Linked DNA regions of Homo sapiens: region 2 is linked to region 1. The links are chromatin contacts, found by Hi-C or POLR2A ChIA-PET in ENCODE. All regions are on one chromosome and are shown on one strand. Each heading gives the region's core, a stretch centred on a gene start or an enhancer-like site at or near the end of the contact. The rest is flanking DNA. Distances are from core to core; before and after follow the strand shown.

Region 1 (6,798 bases), core at 1,215-3,714:
TCACCTTCCAGACTAAAAATTTGCCTTCTCCTTAAGTCTACAGCATCCTACTGCATGAATAACCACAATCCATTTATCGAGTCCCCTATTAAACTTAAATTGTTACCTTTTTTTTTTTTTTTTTTTTTTTTTTTTAAAGACAGGGTCTCGTTCTGCTGCCCAGGCTGGAGTACAGTGGCGCGATCTTGGCTCACTGCAGCCTCCACCTCCTGGGCTCAAGCGATCCTCCCACCTCAGCATCCCCAGTAGCTGGGATGACAGGCATGCACCAGCACGCCTGGTTATCCAATTTTTTTTACTATTATAAATGCTAAAAGAAGCATCTGTAAACATACATTTTTCATAACTGTCAAGTATTTAGGATAAATTCCTAGACGTATGAATTGTTCAATCTAAGTTTTCTTTTGTGGCGGGGAGGGTGGAGACAGGGTCTCACTCTGTTGCCCAGGCTGGAGTGCAGTGGTGCGATCACAACTCACTGTAGCCTCGACCTCCCAGGACCAAGTGATCCTCCCAAGTAGCTGGGACTACAGACATGTGCCGCCACACCCAGCTAATTTTTGTATATTTTGTAGAGATGAGGTTTTGCCATGTTGCCCAGGCTGGTCTCAAACACCTGAGCTCAAGGGATCCACAAAGTGCTGGGATGACAGGAGTGAGCTACCTCTCACCTGGCCTGTAATTTTAAATTTTATATTTTTAAATTTTAAACTGCCAAGTCTGAAAAATTAACCTGCACATTATCAGTTTTAATAGGTATCAGATTACATTTTTAAGAGTTCCCATTTTCCCACACTCTCATCATCCCTAAAAATTATTTAATGTAGGAGCTGAAAACTCAAATGCCTACAGAAGACTAGCAGGAAACGTAAATGGGTAAAGGAGGCCACCAAGGTTCTGTGAAAACCTAAGAGTATACGCTCATTTAAAGAAGGCAGCAGGCTGAGCACAGTGGCTCACACCTGTAATCTCAGCACTCTGGGAAGCCGAGGTGCGCGGATTGCTTGAGTCTAGGAGTTGGAAACCAGCCTGAGCAACCTGGTGAAACCCCACCTCTACAAAAAAACACAAAGATTAGCCCACCGCGGTAATGCGCGCCTATAGTCCCAGCCACTCGGGAGACTGAGGTGAGAAGAACTGCTTGAGCCCAGGAGGTCGAGGCTGCAGTGAGCCATGATCGCACCATTGCACTCCAGCCTGGGTGACAAAAGACCGTGTCCCCAATCCATATAAAGAAGGCAGCCACTACTCTGTTCCAGCCAAGAGATGCCATATAAAAATCTGAGCTCAATGTTAGATATTACAATTTATCAAGAAAGCCAGAAATCCAAAGTTTTTTGAAACTCTTGAACGTTTTTGGGTTTTTTTGAAATGCAGTTTTGCTCTTGTCACCCAGGCTAGAGTGCAATGACGCAATCTCAGCTCACTGCGGCCTCCACCTCCAGGGTTCAAGCAATTCTCCTGCCTCCATCAGCCTCCCAAGTAGCTGGGATTACAAGCATGCGCCACCACGTCCAGGTAATTTTGTATTTTTAGTGGAGATGGGGTTTCACCATGTTGGCCAGGCTGGTCTCGAACTCCTGACCTCAGGTGATCCACCCACCTCAGCCTCCCAAAGTGCTAGGATTACAGGCGCGAGCCACCACGCCCGGCCATCTTGAACATTTTAAATGTTGACAACTAACATGATTTTATTTAAACATCCTGGAAGTCAAACAAAATACATCTATAGGGCAGACTACACTTAGGACATGGAATTTTGTACTAACAGATGAAAAAGATCTTTAACACTGTATTTTCACTTTGAATCTTATTTTGCAGTTTTGATTTTCTTATGCTTACCAACAAAGCACATTCAATTTTGGTTCACAATGACTGTCGGCTCTCTTCAAAGAGAGAGGCTTATCTTTTCTTTCAGATCATATCTATGACAAATACTGGACCAAAATAAAACAAAAACAAAGTAGCTTCAGGTAAAGAGGCAAAGAGTGGTCCCGGTTGACCAAAGAGTACCCAGAAAGGGCCTCAGTTAGAACTGAGTTATTATAGCCTCAGCATGCTAAGAATATGTGAGATATTTAGAAAAAAAAAGTTAATTTGTAAAACTATGTACAACTTTGAAGACAGTGACTTTAATCTAGGGTATCCCCCCACTACTGATACGTTTGCCTAACACAGAAGGTTTTCTCTTTGGCAAGAGTTCAAAAAAGGAAGAGAAGAATTCCCATGTATTCCCTTGTTATCAAGCACTGAATTTAAGCAACCCCTTTCAGCTTTTTTTTAATAAAATAAAACAAATGTTTATTAAAAGTCTTTGTCTCATCTGAAAATGTTACTGCAATATTGCTCCCATGGAAAGAACAACTGCAGAACCTAACTAGCCTCAGAATTTCTTCTCATTCCTTCTTAGTCATTCATTAAAATCTCCAGACTTAGATATTCAAGCAATCCCTTCACCCACCAGAGATAGTGGCAGACATCCAAGACTATCCAAGGACCCAACAACCGCCTTTGAATGCAACTATCTTTTCATCAACTGTAAACAAGTGCTAAACTCTCGGCTCCATAGGGAGTCCCTACCAAGTCAGTATAAACTCAAATAGGGGCAGAGGTCAAGGGGATGAGAGTTCACCCTAAGCTCTGGATCTCATACCACCCCTACCCTGATCAAAACAATCCTTATCAGAAGGGAACTCCTCAGCAAAAGGCCACATTCAGAAGGCTTGATCTAGCAGCAATGCCACAGAATCAACTGAAGCTTTGGAAGCAGGCACTCGGAACTGTTATGAATGTGACATAGCAAAATCACTAACAGTGTTGCAGAGAAAAAGGGACATAAAGGGAGGAAACAAGGGAGATTTGTGAACTATCTTAAGTTGCTTCAGGAAAGAACTCACTTGAAAAATAGTGGAATAATCCTGAATCTGAGCCACAGAAGACAACTCGGGAACCTATTCCACAATGAATCATTCTACTTTGTGTCCAAAACCACCCTAATACACGCAGAAGAGGCCCAGATGACACTTCAAAAATAGTCTTCATTCTTTTACACAAAAACCCTGATTATATATGTTATAAATCATTACACTGCCTTAAAGTCTTCCACCATCAGCATTTGAGATCTGTCACAATCAAGACAGCTAGAGACAGGATAGAAATTAATTATTTAATAAAGCAGGGGCTCTGAAGTCTCAGATACTTCACTAGGTACTTTGGGGTGAGTCATTTAATCTCTTCAGGCCTCATAGTTCTCATCTGTAAGATGGGGATTGTATCTTTTTAAACAAATCTTATGAATGCTTAATAAAAAATGCATGTGAAACATTCTGTGCATAGTAAATATTAGCTATCCTTACTATTATGTGGTAAAAGCCACATCATATTTTGTGTCTGCCTTCCTGATTAAACCAGAGTCCTTTCTGGGCAAGAACTATGTCTCAGCTTGGCACCCAAAGTAGGGAGGGAGAAAAGAACAATAAGTGCGTTAAATGAACTAAGTATTACCAAGTCAAACTTAAAATCAGATCATTTTATATGCTATAATCCTTCTCACACTTACTGAATATACGCAAAGTGCCTGGCACACAAGGAATACCAAATACACAAGTAAATGGTAATTTCCTTTTCTTCCTTCATCTGTAACATTCAGTCTTAAGTTCACTCTCTGCAGACATTTGGGCTTATATAAACTACTTTCTGAGACCAAAAATTGTGACACATAGTTTGACAACTAGGAATAAATCCATTAGAACATGTGACAGAATACTGGAATTTTAGGGTACGCTAGCTGAGATGTACACATTTCTCTTTTGTAGCTGGAAGAATCCACAAAAAAATATCTTTGGGATCCCAAGTCACGTGACAGTTGAATGCAAAGCCAGAGCAAGTTCGTGGTGCCAGGCTTTCTTTTTATCTTGCCTATTTTTTATCTTGTTTTTTTCATCTTGCCTGTTCATCCCACCAACACATGTAGAACTCTCCTTGGTGGGCATCTACCAATATGGCAAGATATACCAAAATTTAATTTACGTTTTTTCTGAGACAGGGTCTCACTCCCGACACCCAGGCTAGAATGCAGTGGTGCAATCTCTTGGTTCAGTGCAGCCTCAACCTCCAGGGCCTCAGGTGATCCTCCCACCTCAGCCTCCCAAGTAACTGGGACTACAGGTACACGCCTAGAGTCGGGGTTTCATCATGTTGTCCAGGCTGGTCTCAAACTCCTAGGCTCAAAATAATCTGTCCACCTTGGCCTCCCAAAGTGCTAGGATTACAGGTGTGACCCACCACACCCAGCACTTAACTTTCAAGTCTCTTTTAAAATACTCATATAAATATATATACATACACACTATATTACATATAGTGACATATACTATATATTAATACATACTATTTATTATACACATTATATATATGCTATATCATTTATATAGGTCCTTGATCATTAGAATATACTTTATTTTTTAAAGTCTGAGTAAACAGGAATCCATGGTAATAGTCAGATTTTAAATTCTACAAACTTTTTCTTCAGTATGCTTTCTGTAAGACCTTGCTATTGACCAAAAAGAAAGTGTGTAATTCGAGTATCTGTTTTAAATAAGCAGAAGGTTAACATGTTCAGTCTCCTAAGAGGTTAAATGTGTTGGCAGATGGTCATTTGGGAGGTTACCTGCTATTGGCTGGGGAAGAGGACCAAAACACCCTAACAGTCACTGAGATGGTAAAGAAGTCCCGACCAAAAGAGTCAGCAGCATATGAGCTCTTCTATTCCTGTGACTGAACTATTTAATTGAGTCTATGGTCATACACTCTGAACACGCCCAATCTCATCTGAACTATTTACTTGAAGCAGTAACTTACACCTGCCAACACCTTTGTGTCATTAAGAAACACAGGCCAGCTTAATTGAATAAAACAGTTTCAACAGCCCATTAGTGCAGAAAGACTGAGAATTTCAACATTATACTACATAGCCTAGAACAGTATACACTTAATAGTATTTACCATTTGTCAAGCACTATTCCAAACTTTAAATATATTACATTCACTTAATCCTCACAGCAACCCAATAAAATAAAAATACATTTTACTGTCCTCATTTCATAGATGAGAAAAGGAAGGCAGAGAGTTTAAGTAATTTAACCAAGATTACAGTGAAGCCAAGTTGAATCCAAGCAATCTTGAGCCAGAGTCTATGTTCTTAATTATAAGAGCAGCTTTGGCTTGCATAAAAAAACTAAAGCACTCATTCGAAATGCAGACAAAAAATTTATACACAAACGTGTTCACTGTGGCATTATTTATGATGCAGAAAAAACTGAAAATCTAAATGCTCAACAATAGGAGGATGGTTAAATAAATCATGATAAAGCTATTTACTTATTTAATGAAATATCCTTCCGTTAAAAACATTTGTGAAAATCGTTTCATGACTTGGGACAATGTTCCCAATGTAATACAGAGTGGGGGAAAACAAACAGGATACAAAAATTGCATATATAGTATAGATTCCTAATTATGTAAAAGATGAGCTCGGACACAACCTGGAAGGACATACTCTCAAACGTGAAGCAATGGTTATTTCTAGGTGGTGGGATTAGAGATGCTTCTATTTTCTTTTAGTGTTTTCCATAGTGAACCATACATTATTCTACTACCAGTTTAAACAAAAACAATGTTTTTTTCTTTTAATCAAGCTACACCAAGATCCTCAACCAGCTGGTAAAAAAAGAGAAAAAAAAAAACCACACAGCTAAAAAGCTTCTAATATGTCTAACTTCAAGCAGGTACTTTCCTTGGGATTATATCCTTTGAACATCAGACAACATAGCACATACCAAAAAAAAAAAAAAATTCAATCTTCAACTTTGGAAACTGAATTAAAGTAAGTACTTTCAATTTTGGTCAATGTTTACTCTCAGTGTAATTACTTGTAGGATTATGTTACAAGAGGAGAAATGGACTTCATTATATGTAAGCCAAAAATTCAGGAACAGTATTTCTGAAATAGATAATAAGAGACAAAAAGTTTGGCGAGGAAGAACAGCTGTTGCTAATCCAACTATTTACCCTTTGACCCTCTATCTGGCCAGTAACCGAACACTATCAACTGTTTCCCTTTATTATGTGCTGTTTACAATCCCTGAGAGGCATGAAAGGAATTAATAATTTAGCCTAGAAAGCTGACAGCCTTTATTGGGAAGCCCCTTGTCTATGGGACAGAAATCAGAGCAAGTCCTGAAGTCACAGGTCCCTTTACTGTTCCTGTTTTATAGCCTAACTGGCCCCCAAACATAAATCAATTATTTCTCCTGTTTTAAGCAACAATGACTTCTATTCTCTAACTTCCCTTGTATCAAGTCGGTCCTTGTTCTCTTGAGTTTTACAGCTACACGGTAAACACGACGGCCGAGGAAAAAACTCGGGGAGCAGGGCAGACAGGGGTTATTTGGAAACAGAAGCACAGAAAGGTTATGCTGTTTTGAACTTCTCTTGACCTTTGACTGCCCTTGTCCCTAGCTTATGCTAATGGACATGGTACAGGGACACTTCTTGTAGAAATGAACTTAGCCTGAACCTGTGCCATAACATTGGACTCCAGGAAGTCCAGGAATCATAGGAAGGCAGCCAGAGTGTGAACAGCTGCCCATATTCTGAGCATGGCTGCCCATCTGCTTTATCACACTAAAGGTATTTAAAAAAAAAGAAAAAAAAAAAGCCAAGCCATTTAATTGGACAAAGTCAGTCTTTCCTCAACTAGTTCCCACATGACACCTGCTGTCCCAAACCTGCTGCCTA
Region 2 (6,798 bases), core at 3,044-5,543, 37 kb after region 1:
GAAGGAAGGACCATTTTATAACAAGTCCAAGCCAAAATAAAGTATTTCATTTGGGCAAATTCAACAACTCTGTAATGGAAAAGAAAGTCACTAGGTGGTTCATAACCAGCCTTTATCACCTGATATTGTCAAACTAGAGCCCACAGGGGAGAAAAACCTTGGGAGGAGGAGTTCCAACTCAGAGTAGGAATGCTTCAAGAAAAGGAACACCAACTGAGTACTTACTACAGTCCCACCATTGTGAGTAATAGGCACTTTATTTTACATATATTGCCAAATTTTTCCAAACCTATATGAGATAATTCCAAGTCAACTGACCAAATTGCCAAATCTCCAAATAGCCAATTCTCTAAATTTGTCAAAAATTTGTTTTAAATATTTGGACAGTTTATAAAAATTCATATTGATGAGACAGTTAATTACCTTTTAAGGATTTCTGCCAAGTCAGAACTGACCGTTGGAATACCAGCATTTTTAAGATGTTCAATTTGTCTCTACACTGCAGCTGGAGAGAGCTGAAGCAGAGAGGACCTCTGCTGGTAGAAATATACATCCTTGTCTGGGCTGCAGGGCATGGGGGAGAAATGATGTATAGGAAACGGGAAAAACAAAAAGGAAAAAAATGGTGGGGAGCATTTAAGAAAAACGAGATGAACAACGGGTTCTGTAAGGTCTACAGATTAGATTCAGCAAACTGTCTTTTATTGAATGGAATACTGGGTAAACTGAACATCTGGGAAACTGGTTTTCAATGACTTGGATTGTGGTAAACTGGTCTGCTGTACCTATGAGATCGATGATATTAACATTACTTACAGATAAGGAAATTAACTCAGAAACTTTTGTAAAGTAATACAGCTACATTCCAGGTTTTCCATAAACTACCTCATTTCATTCTCCAATAATCAATGTGGTGATTCCACATCCTTTTACCACCCTCCACCCAGTATCTCCACCCCCCTTCCACTCAACTGTCAAAAAAATACATTAAAAAATCACAAGAATAGACAGGATTTAAACCCAAGTCTAACGTTAAAGCTCAGGCTCTAATGCACCTAGTTATCACTACATCCTACCAATTTGCTGAAATAATTTTTAACCCCTGCCCTCCCACTGCTGAAGTTTGTCTACCATTACTACAGTAACTCCTTTCTGCAAAGATCTGCTTTTCAGAGGTTGAGTCACATTACCGTGGAAATATTTCAGGCAAAAGAGTATTTCAGAGATCTCATTTTATTTACCCTGAACAACCTTATTGCTCACACGATTTCAGATCAAATCAGAACTGAAATTGCTTGAGAACTTCCATTAGAGACTCTCAGACTGGCAATCCCTGCTGTGTATTAACAACTTTTTCCGTTCATTATGTTGGCTTCATTCACAAGCACACTGGCATGTAATTTCATTATTGTGATCTAAGAGTGACTAGGTTAGTCTCATTAAATAAATGTAAAAACTAAAATAATCCTAAAATCTGCAAGATCTATGTAACACCTTACCGCTTGCTCAAACTATCTGCTTTACTGCTGGACTCTTCAGGGATTTATCACATTTATGATGCTGGAAGACATGTCTTATCTGACCTACTGACACATAAAACCTAACTTTTCTTATAGCAACAATGTCAAGGTCCTTTCTATCAATAAGATAGTACTTCAAGGCTCTCTAAACAGCTGCGAATATATTCTACCCTTTTGGTAAGCAGAAAAGTTCTTTATTCATAGAACTTAAGATGTGGCTCACATATAAAGCATTTTTAAAACATTAATATTTTTACTTTTACACTGACTGAGTATAATCAGAAACTTTCACTAAGAAAATTCCCACTGTGTAAAATATTTTAAGAATCAATTAAACTGTTACTTTTAAAAAAGTGTTAAATATTTGTTCTGATTCCCCACTGGGTTCAAAAACCTCTTTGATGTTAAGATGGGGAAAAGATAGATCTTTTCAGCAAATCTGAATAGCACAAAATGACACTTTGAAAAATGCCACCCTCTCTTAAATCTTTTCAAGTACATATTTTAAATGATCAACAAATAGATGACAAACTTAATTATTTTTGTAGCCCATATTAGGCTTCCCTTTGCACTTTAGTAGTACCTCTTATTAATTATTTCTGATCTTCAATGTACACCCAAGGCTACGCTTAATGTTTTAGCAAATAGAATACCATTCTTTTGAAATTGACAAAAGCTATAAATTTAACTCAAGACAGCTTTTGTAGTTCAGTTAGATTCAAGGTCATCTCAAGGCTTTTAATTACTAACCAGGAATTGAGGAGGTTTGTACCCGCTATAGTTGAGAGAAAGAGCAGCTGGCTTATTCATTTTCTTATTAAAGAGCATTATAAAACCTATCTTGGCAAATTACAAGTTTCTGATCACCAGTGGTGAGCACAAAGCAGCAAAGCAAATGATCTTCAAATGTTCATGTTTACTTTCAATCAACATAAACTTTAACAATGTCTAAAGACTACTTAATTTTAATTTCAGCAAATATGACTTATGCTTTAATAAAAAAATGTATAGATAGCTGGATTCCCAAAATGTTCCTATTTCCATTCTGAAATCAGACCTGTTAAAAACTGTGAATGCCCTTCAAATTAGCATAAGATTTATTTAGATTCTTTCACCATCAAACACTGCACAGGATCAGGATAGAAACTAGCCACTGAGGAACCCATGCAGATTTCTAAAGGAATGCAAGTTTAAATTCTCTCTGCATGTACTTAATTTCTATTCACACTCAGGTATAGGTAGGTCTCAAGACACATTAAAGACTGTGGGAGATGATATAATTGTATTAGAAGACACACGCACATCAACTTATCATCCCGAGATTTTTAGAGGCAACCAGAGAAGGCTCTAGGGTGTCTCTGCCACCCATTCACCCATATCTATAAGAATTCGAAGGTAGCCTCAGAAGGGTCCTTAAGCACAGCTCTGACCAGACTGGAGATGCTAGGATGAGGGTGCAGGGCAACATTCTAGTGCCAGAATCAAAAAGAAAAAAAAAGGGCGGGTAGGGGGGGAATGACTCTCTCTCACCCCAAAATGATAAAAAGCAAAGAGCCTACCCACAGTATCTCAAATTCTATCTCAAGCACCAGGCATTTATTAAAATAAATAAGTACTGCTGGCAGCCCTGGATGTTGGTATGCAAGGTATCTCAGTGTAAATTAAAGTAGTTGTTGGTGAGGGTACATTGAGATAGACACACACTTCTCAAAATTATCCCCCAAAATAAGCCAAGATAAAAGCAAGCACAAGATGGTGTGAGAAGTACTATTATAACACTGAAAAAATAAAACCTATCTAAATGGCCAGCAATGAAAAACAATGGGCTGTCATACAGCTATCGAAAGTTTCAAATAACTTGATGTTCAATGAGTGAAGTTTATAACAGGAGAAAAAACATTTAAAATTAAACAAAAAGCAGAAAACGTAATAGTATATACTGTATGACTAAAAAAATGCAAAAAAAAAAAAAAAACCTTGGATTTGAGGTCTAGAAGAAAATGTTAATGAAAGTTGCTTAGTGGTAGGATTATAGGTTATTTTCCCTTCGTTTTCCATATTCTCTTCAGTAACCATGCATTAATTTTAAAAACACTGGATTCTTAAGCAGCTCACATCTTAAGAACCAAAGGACCTAAGGGCCACAGGCAATTCAAGCACAGACAGACCCTCAGAAATCACAAGTATTTAAAACCTAAATATACGATGCAGCTGTATCTTTCCTGCTTTTATTTATATGCAAGCACTTCCAACTGTGTTTCCCAGGGTATGTTCCTTAGACAACGCTTTAACCCTGCTTTCCAAACAAGGCATTTGAAACATCGGGTATTCTCCAGCCAGGAGTCCTTATCTATGCTCTGAAACTAGCTTTGGAGAATAAATTTACAGTGTTTCACACACTTCGGCTTGCTCAGTATTTATTTTTTGATGGGCACACTGTACGAAAAGCAAACTTATTTTGAAATATTTTGAAAAGGCTCGCAGCAGATAGGAAATTTTATCTCCAAATGTTAAATGCACTTCTTCACAGCAGTACTTTCAGCAACTGCTTGCAGTCAGTTCTGAATTCCAGGGAACCAAAGTATCTCTCAGATTCGATCTGTCACCAAGAAAGGGAATATTTTTTTGTGGGAAAGCAATTGTATTTTCCCACATTAGGTGATTGATTAAGTTCTCTCCCTAAAAGGCTGATTGGTTTCCTGGTGCCAGTAAAATGATTGATGAATATTTCAACTGCAGCTACCCTGCTACACTCTTCACTTCACCCCTCCCCCATGCACCTCTCCCCTTTCCTGCTGGGTTCCCTTTTTACAGACCAGCAGCATTTAAGGAAGTTTCCCTTCTGTTTTGCAATTTCCCTTAATGAATCAACGTTCTCAAATGAAGCGCATTTAATCTTAGGAAGACAGCACTCTTCTCAATGCTGAATGAGTTTTGCAGATAAATATCCCATTACAAGGAATGAGGAAAAACTCTAAAATTAACTATGAGTTTGACTCAGCAAATGAAACTGTACTCAAAAAAGAGAAAGTGTGGCATGGAGGGGTTATAAATGAAAAAAGTGATCTTGTTTAAACAACAAAAATACTCCATAATTTATTTCAAATTTACATTACAAATTATCATAACATCAGAACTGTAACTGTAAACATTTCTATAAGGCAGACTCAAAGAATGAAATTTACAGATAAATTATGGGATCTCACAGACTTTAAAGCAGCCAAGGGTTCTAAAGCAGAACAGGGAAACAGTTTGGTAAATGTAAATATTCTCAGAGGGATGATTGAACAGTATCTGACATCAAAATCATCCCAGAGAATGTGGGCAGTCAGTACCACAGCTATTTGCTTTAGGCAGAACTTTTCTAAATTGCAACTTCCTGTTTTGCCCAATTCATTCCATCATAAACCTGGAAAATCCTTTCAGGGATTATCTAATTTAGCTCCTCCATTTTTATAGGTGGACCCACAGAGACATGCATTTGAGACAGAGCTAGAATCAGATCCTAGGCATAAAGTATCTCCTGGGCCTCATAACTCCTCAATGTTTGGGCTCCTCTCTAAAGTCTTTTCCTATTCAAACTACTTTGCTAACATAATCTATTAACCCACACTGCCTATCCTCTTTTACATCTTTCTCACTATCTCTCTTTTCATTAGGAAATCACCTTCTGTATTTTATAAATTTTGGACACCTAGCTCTTATATTTCTTTTGTGAGACAGAATTTTAAAAAGGTACATGGGACAAAGGCCACCTTTTCCTAAACTGCATTCCCGAATACAGTCAAGCAAACAGCCACTAGTTTATTGGCCATCTCGTCTTAATCTGGGATATCTAGTCACTTTAAATTACAGGAGAACCATGTTTCCAAACAGAAACTACATTCTAGTTCCAGGAGGGCCTATCAAACCTTGGATTTAGCTTAAACACACTGCTTGACTTAGATATTGGCCCCAATTTCCTCAAGTAGCTGAAAAGCACATTCCTTTCCCTTATATTTTGTAGACTTACTCTGACTACCAGCAAGGGACTCTGAGATAAGCAAAAGGCTCATATTCCTGACTTGCCTCTTTCATTCATTCAATATTCATGGAACACCAATTCTCAGTGCTTAGGATACAGATAAAAGACATTGTACTCCTGCCTTGAGTAACTCAAAACGCCTTCATTCCTTAGCACCCCTTGGGTTCACCGAAGATTGTCCCTGATTTGGCAAAATTGTTTTCTGGCCAAAGGCTTATTAAAACCAACATGAGGCCAGGGGCTGTGGCTCACAGTTGTTAATCCCAGCACTTTGGGAGGCCAAGGCGGGTGGATCATGAGATCAGGAGTTCGAGACCAGCCTGGCCAACACAGTGACACCCTGTCTCTACTAAAAATACAAAAATTAGCTGGGTGCGATGGTGGGCACCTATAATCCCAGCTACTCAGGAGGCTGAGGCAGAAAAATTGCTTGAACCCAGGAGGTAGAGGTTGCACTGAGCCAAGATCGCACCACTGCACTCCAACCTGGGTGACAGAGCTAGACTCCATCTCAAAAAAAAAAAAAAACAACCACCATGAGGTGGGATGCCGAGGCAGGCAGATCACCTGAGATCACAAGTTCGAGACCAGCCTGGCCAACATGGTGAAATCTCGTCTCTACTAAAAACACAAAAATTAGTCAGGCATGGTGGCGGGCACCTGTAATCCCAGCTGCTCCAGGGGCTGAAGCAGGAGAATCACTTAAACCAGGGAGGCGGAGGCTGCAGTGAGCCAAGATCTCGCCACTGCACTCCAGCCTGGGAGACAGAGTGAGACTCCAACTAAAAAAAAATAAATAAATAAAAATAAAAATAAAATAAAAGCCAGCATGAGAGAAAAGAAAAAAGTCACTTGCAATTCTAAGAGTGGGTCTTTTTGGCTCTCTAATCAATAAAAGTTGAATTCTGGGCCTCTCCAACATAGATAAATGCCCCAGATTCTCAGGTTTTTGCTTTTAGGCAGATACTATGCTTGGCAATTTACAGACCTTGTCTCTAATCCTTATAACCCTACAGTCAATTTCAGAAATGTCAGAGTATATTGGAGAAGAGGGGATGTTAAATCTATGAAACAAATTATTAATGCTGTTACTAGCTGCGAAATCTGGAGGTTTAAACTCTGTGGGTCTCAGTTTTCTCCTGTAAGATGGGGATAACAGAACACCTACCTCAGAGTTAAGACGATAAATATACATAAGGTGTTTAGATTATAAACACTATGTAAATGTTAGCTATTAATGTTAAATGAGAACAC

The links. Hi-C counts contacts between places; a loop is a spot of excess contacts on that map. ChIA-PET counts read pairs that join two places held with the same protein, here RNA polymerase II (POLR2A). Pooled maps may share reads with other maps.
Region 2: a map of right lobe of liver shows a loop between it and region 1 (3-fold over the local background). The contact joins two enhancer-like sites. A Hi-C loop is called at or near these places in 24 of 168 maps with a recorded cell type or tissue (A673, B cell, Caco-2 and 18 more), 29 of 37 single-sample maps with no recorded cell type and 23 of 50 pooled maps. POLR2A ChIA-PET finds 5 or more read pairs at or near these places in 13 of 52 experiments (AG04450, BJ, GM12878 and 9 more).

Annotation. Positions count from the first base shown.
Region 1 is chr9:124,718,697-124,725,494 of GRCh38, forward strand. The region is part of intron 2 of NR6A1 (nuclear receptor subfamily 6 group A member 1); the gene reads right to left. It overlaps LOC124902269 (a long non-coding RNA gene), which reads right to left. Exons shown (of 2, transcript XR_007061772.1): 1 at 1-6,798. Among named protein-coding and RNA genes, the nearest start is that of MIR181B2, 28 kb to the left of the region's middle. RefSeq lists an enhancer at 2,268-2,777. Within about 2 kb of position 2,465, at least 2 of the 41 ENCODE cell types and tissues checked have a DNase peak (open chromatin) inside an H3K27ac peak, as active enhancers do.
Region 2 is chr9:124,753,983-124,760,780 of GRCh38, forward strand. All of the region lies in intron 1 of NR6A1 (nuclear receptor subfamily 6 group A member 1), which reads right to left. LOC124900274 (a long non-coding RNA gene) reads right to left here. Exons shown (of 2, transcript XR_007061773.1): 1 at 1-6,798. Among named protein-coding and RNA genes, the nearest start is that of NR6A1, 14 kb to the right of the region's middle. RefSeq lists an enhancer at 6,544-6,798. Within about 2 kb of position 4,294, at least 3 of the 41 ENCODE cell types and tissues checked have a DNase peak (open chromatin) inside an H3K27ac peak, as active enhancers do.